Linked DNA regions of Homo sapiens: region 2 is linked to region 1. Evidence: chromatin contacts called from ENCODE Hi-C or POLR2A ChIA-PET data. All regions are on one chromosome and are shown on one strand. The core of a region is the stretch at or near the end of the contact, and the rest is flanking DNA. Distances in the headings are between cores, read along the strand shown. Region 1 overlaps SLC1A3-AS1 (SLC1A3 antisense RNA 1). Region 2 has its middle 20 kb from the start of SLC1A3-AS1.

Region 1 (2,774 bases), core at 92-2,591:
GAGTATGACAAAGAGGGTGGAGAAGCAGGCCTTAGATCCCAACATGTGGTAGTCACACATGTGCTCACAAATGGAACTATGAAAAATATGCAGGTTCACAGCTTTTTTTTTTTTTTTTAAGATACAGGGTCTCACTCTGTGATTATGGCTCACTGCAGCCTCGAACTCCTGGGCTCAAGCGATCCTCAGCCTCCCGAGTATCTAGGACCATAGGCTCACACCACCACGCCCAGGCTAATTTTTATTTTTATTTTTTGTAGAGACAGGATCTCGCTATGTTGCTCAGGCTGGTCTCAAACTCCTGGCCTCAAGCCATCCTTCTGCCTCAGCCTCCCAAAGTGCTGGGATTACAGGAGTGAGCCGCTGCACCCAGCCTCTGGCTGACATTTTTTAAAATGTTTCTTATAAGTTATTACATTTAACAAAATATTTAAATCCTACCCTCAGAAGTTAGGAGTCTATGTCCTCCTGTATCCACATTCATCCTGGTACCACCACTGTCCCTTCCCACCCAAGCAAAATTCTCCTTTTCAAGAGAAAAAATCTCACTTTACCTCACTATACCTATAAGTAAAGGCATAGAAAAAAAAGTAAAATCCTTGACTCATCTACACAGTGTTGAAAACAGAAGTGTGAGTTCTGTTAGCTGAACGGGCCTGGAGGAAGCGTGGCGGGAAGGCTGGATCCCCGCCGCAGGGGCTGCGGGGCTGTGGCTGCCTGCGGGCTGGGCAGGGCCGGGCGCACGCCCTCCTTCCGGGTGGCCGCGGGCCCCGACCCCAGGCTGCCGTCAGTCGAGCGGCCTCCGCAGCGGCCGCGCTTCCCCTTCTCCCACCCGGGTGGTCCCAGAACTGGAGCAACAATGGCCGGCTCTGTGTGGCCGCGTCCTGGGGCCAAAGCAGTCGGGACGTGTCACGCCGAGGGAGGGCTCCGAATGAATACGCTGACAATAAGAAGGAAGGGAGAGCGAGGGAGGTGATGGGCAGCGTCCTAGAGGGAAAGCGGGAGATGAGAAATCTACGAGATCCGCGAGGCGGCGTCCGGGGAGCGAGCCTCATAGTGGCCACCAGGGGGAATGCGGAGCTCACCTTGGGCCGCTTCCGCGGGGAGCTCTAAAGGGAGCTGGGGCACTTCCTCTTAGAGATCTCACTTGGGTAACATCGAATTCCAAGTCTGCAGTGCCGAGAGGGAGCAATCTGTGAAAGCCATCAAGTCAGGTTTAAAATTCCTCAGTGCCCCCATGTCACTTTTCCCTCTGTTCACCCTGCTTCTTCAATAGCCTCCCCAGAGGACCCCCTTCCTTTCTGGGTATCCTGTTTTGTCTCCCTTGTGCCTCATCTCCCTTCTCTCCCATCTCCTCTTCCGGATTCTCATCTCCCTCTTCTGTCACTTACATGTTTTGCAGCTACAGACAGGTACTCAGAAGGTGGCATGGTAACGGTTTCCTGCAGGTCATGTCTCATCGTGCCCACAAAACTGCTGTCTCAACCTTCAATTTTGAAACATTCACAGCATGCTGAATTCCACATATAAGTAGGGTTGTCAGATAAAATACAAGACACACAGTTAAATTTGAATTTCGGGTAAATAACAATGTTTTAGTATGAGTATTAAATAACAATGTGGTGGTGTAAGTATGCAAAATACTGCATGGGGCATCCTGTAATTTTATGTGTTAATCTGGCAACCCTCTAGACACTTGAAATGTGGAACTCAGAACAATTTGTATTTGCTTCAATGAAGCTGATATTATAGGTGAAAGAGGTTGCTTGGAGTGGGGGGATCTTCATTATAAAATAATCACCCCCATTTTGAATTTTTCTCTGAAAGCAAAAACATGCTTTAAAAAGCAATTTAGATCTAACATCTCCTACTATTAATTGTTCTGGTGACATTATCACTTATTATGTGCTTGTAAATCTTGTGGCCATAGTTAAAAAGCTTGATGAATCACCTTTAGGATTTCACAAAACTGTCTTGAATAAATTAAGCAATACCTCAGTTATCCATAGTTGAGATATTTAAGACTGACATCTGCTTTTGTTTTCTTCCCTCTCCTATTTTCTTCTTTCCTTCTCTCACTCCTTACTTCTACCCTCCCCACTGCCCCAACATAAAATATTTTCTGTAATCCATTACAGGGCTGAAAATTTTGGCATTCACATATTGTTCTCCAAAGACGGACACATTTTTTTCATTTGGGGAGCACCTATTAGAAAAGCACCCATTTTTTTTCATATTGTGCTATTCAAAGTTGATTATTTTCCAGTCTCTGTAAAGTTGAGAATGAGGCATTTTTCAGTCTCTTCAGGGAACTCCAGCCTCCATGAATGGGAATCATTCCCAAAAAAAACCCCTTTTTAAGCCAAGTCTGAAGGATATGAAAAAACAGGACCCAACTGACACCGCACAAGGGGAACAAAATCAAATCATAAACTCTTTCCAATAATGACATATGCAAAATCATGTAAAGATGGTAGTGAGTGTCCTAGAAGATGGTGTCAGATGACAACTTTTTTATTTCTTTTCCAACTCTTAGCTTCAGAGGATCATAAGTCCTGGAAGCAGCCAGCCAGGAGCTTCCAGACATAGCTGTCACAGGGGAAAATAAAGACCATTTGGAAGTCAGCTCAGCCCTGCACAATGAACTGATGACTGGCCTGCCCTGGGGAGAACTCAGCACGCAAAGATTTTTGTCGGCAACACAAACCTCTGAATGCTATAACCAAATTCCCCTGCCCTTGGCACTCCAGTGCCTCAGTGAGGCCTTCTTTCAT
Region 2 (2,774 bases), core at 73-2,572, 54 kb after region 1:
AGCCCATAAGTGTGCATAAATGGCAGTTTCTAGTGCACACCGTGGTTTTTAGATTGCAGTTTTTGAGTTGATTCCAAGAATTTTACTCTTAAGAAGCCCAAATAGCACTGCAGACAAATGTATTTTTTGAAATAGTAGAAAAACTAACAGTTCAGAATTTTTGGACTAAGTAGCTGATAGAGAACAGGTTGGTAACAGGAGACTGGTGTAGACTCATAGACTCATACCCTTCTTGCTGAGCCATCCTCACCCTGTGGCTTGGCCTAATTGATTTTCTAGGATCTTTAACCACGTCTAGGCTGCGGATACACCTTGCATGGTGGCATGACTACATTGATGGAGTTAGAGCTGAGATCCACATTCCTATTTCTCATTTCCTGTCCAGCTGCCTTTGATGGATTTTCCTTAATCACCTGGACCCTCACAGCTCTGCCACTTTCCTTGCTAGTTCGGATTAGTTTGATGTTTATGTGTCTGTAATAATGGAAACAATAAAAACCACCAACCTCCCTGCTATTCTTCAGGTGCTTTACATACACATTATCATTTAACGTGCAGTTTAGTGCTGTGCTTACAGCATGGACTTTGGAACTAGACCACTTTGTTTCCAATCCTGGCCCTACCACTCATCAGCTTGTGTGACCGTGGGCACATTCATTAACATCTCTAGGACTCAGCCCTTCCATCTCCCTCTCCCACAAGCCCTGCTCTGGACACCAGACTCCCCACCACAGGGAGCCTCCTGAGATACAGATCACTGTTACTAGGGGAGGACAACCTTATGCTTCCGTCCACAGTATCACATTTCTGATGACGACTAACTATCACCCAGAACAGATCCAGTGAAATGGCAATTTAAAAAGTACTTCTTTATAAAGTTGCTGCGAGGATCATATGTTTAGAAGGGTCCCGGTAACGTAGCCAATGCCACATAGGTGTATGACCTCTTCCCTATCTTTTGAGGTAGGTGTGAGACTACGGTGCTCAGAAAAGTGGAACGACTTTGGGCAACTTGGGAACAACTTGCCCAAAGTCACACACTTGATCAGAGGCAGAGGTAGGATATGGAACCGGATCAAGTCCAACCGTGGACTTTCCACCCTGCTGCGCCGTCTCAAGTTTGTCCCTGATTGGTTCTGAATCCCTGGCGCCCATTCTCATCCCGCCCATCCGAAGATAAAACAATCTTCCTCCCGCGCCCCGCTGCTTCCCGGGAGCTCCCAGGAACTCTAGAGAAAACAGGAAAACTGAAAAGTGCGCTCTGCCTGCTGTGCCAGGCATGTCCCTCAGGGGGAGCCAACAAGGCTTTATTTCGTCCCGGCAGCTGGCCCCTGGGCACGGCCCCCAGCCCGGCGTCCCAGTTCCAGCCGCGCTGCAGGGGCGCGAGGGTGCCCGGCTCGCAGGTGTCCGCGCGCACCGCAGGGCTGCCCGAGTGCGGCTGGCGGAATCCCTCCCCAGCTGGGGAGGAAGGCAGTTGTTTTCTTCCTGGTGGAACGTTCCACTTGAAACTGTTCCACAAGGGCTGTTCTCGCCTCCGACTCCGGGAGGAACTGTAATTAACACAGCAACAAACGCCCACGACGCTAACTGGCAAAGGGAGTGTAACACGAGCCGCTGCTACAACCGAACTGGGCCAATTGCTTTCCCTTCTTGCCTCCCATTTGGTCTGTTTTGGTTCCGCAGTCATCCAACTGTAGCGTTTCTTAAAACATGTCAGTGGCTGGTGTTTGTGTTTTGGGTTGAACAGTTTCACACACGTCGCTGGAGCCCGTGCTCGACCAGCTGCTGTGCTGGGGATTTGCTTTCTGCGGCTTTGGGAGTGTCAGGTAGCAAAACGAAGAGAGTAGTCGACTAGAACGGTGGCGGGGAGGAGGAGGAGGGATTGTCTGCAGTGGAGTCGGGAGCCTCCTCCGGACCAGGACAGGTAAAACCGGTCTGCCAGGTCTCAGGGGGAGCGGGTGGAGACGTCCCACCTCACCTGGCTGCGCTCCGACTCAGGCTCAGCCGGCAGGTTCTGGGGCAATGGGGGAAGGGAGAGGGGCCGGGCCCTTGTGGGTCCCGCACGCACACAGTACTCAGGGGCCAGCCAGGTGCCATCCCAGGTGGCCCAGCTTGGGGTGGGCAGCCAGGGTTGGGGCAGGGGTGCGTCCTGAGTTCTTTACCTTTGAAAGGTCTGATTTCCAATGCTGCCCTTACACATACCCTTGCTCCTGCCGAGTTTAGTCCGTGGCTTCACTGGGGAACTTGTTACATGGAGATTCACGGGCCCTGCCGGAGACCCAGTGAGGCAGAATCTGCCCTTTAACAAGATCCTCAGGTGATCTGCAGACACGTTAAAGTTTAGGAAGCACTGACTGCCTTATGACATATTATACTTTCTTCTAACGTCTTTCTATCAATTTCCCATCGTGTCAACACACTACCTTAGAAAATTGCAGAACAGGCAGTGGCTTTTAGAGAACTGTAACTGCTCTCAGCTAAATGTCTGCCCCGTTTGATGCTTAGTAGTAGCTCTCTGCTAATTACTGCTAAGGGGTAGAGTGGGGAGAGGCACAGCCAGCAGGACTATACAGTCCAACCCAGGAAAGCTCAGAGACTAGATGGGGAACCCAAATCCAAACAAGAAGAATGATGTAACTCTACAAGGTAAGAATATACAAGGCAGAAATGACTATCATAGAAGCAACGTAAACAGTATGTGCTGCATGTTTAGTAAATTCACTGTATTAAGTATCTACTACCAATTTTTTATGTATTCTCTCTCTATACAGATT

Evidence for each region. A loop is a pair of places that touch in the nucleus more often than their neighbours do. ChIA-PET counts read pairs that join two places held with the same protein, here RNA polymerase II (POLR2A). Pooled maps may share reads with other maps.
Region 2: a pooled map shows a loop between it and region 1 (2.4-fold over the local background). The contact joins two enhancer-like sites. A Hi-C loop is called at or near these places in 1 of 168 maps with a recorded cell type or tissue (psoas muscle) and 2 of 50 pooled maps. POLR2A ChIA-PET finds 5 or more read pairs at or near these places in 4 of 52 experiments (OCI-LY7, WTC11, activated B cell and 1 more).

Annotation. Positions count from the first base shown.
Region 1 is chr5:36,689,455-36,692,228 of GRCh38, forward strand. The region is part of intron 1 of SLC1A3-AS1 (SLC1A3 antisense RNA 1); the gene reads right to left. Among named protein-coding and RNA genes, the nearest start is that of SLC1A3-AS1, 34 kb to the right of the region's middle. RefSeq lists an enhancer at 1-185 and a silencer at 641-840. Within about 2 kb of position 1,342, at least 26 of the 41 ENCODE cell types and tissues checked have a DNase peak (open chromatin) inside an H3K27ac peak, as active enhancers do; they include psoas muscle, where a contact is called at or near this core.
Region 2 is chr5:36,743,474-36,746,247 of GRCh38, forward strand. No RefSeq gene overlaps it. Among named protein-coding and RNA genes, the nearest start is that of SLC1A3-AS1, 20 kb to the left of the region's middle. RefSeq lists a silencer at 1,245-1,334. Within about 2 kb of position 1,323, at least 24 of the 41 ENCODE cell types and tissues checked have a DNase peak (open chromatin) inside an H3K27ac peak, as active enhancers do; they include psoas muscle, where a contact is called at or near this core.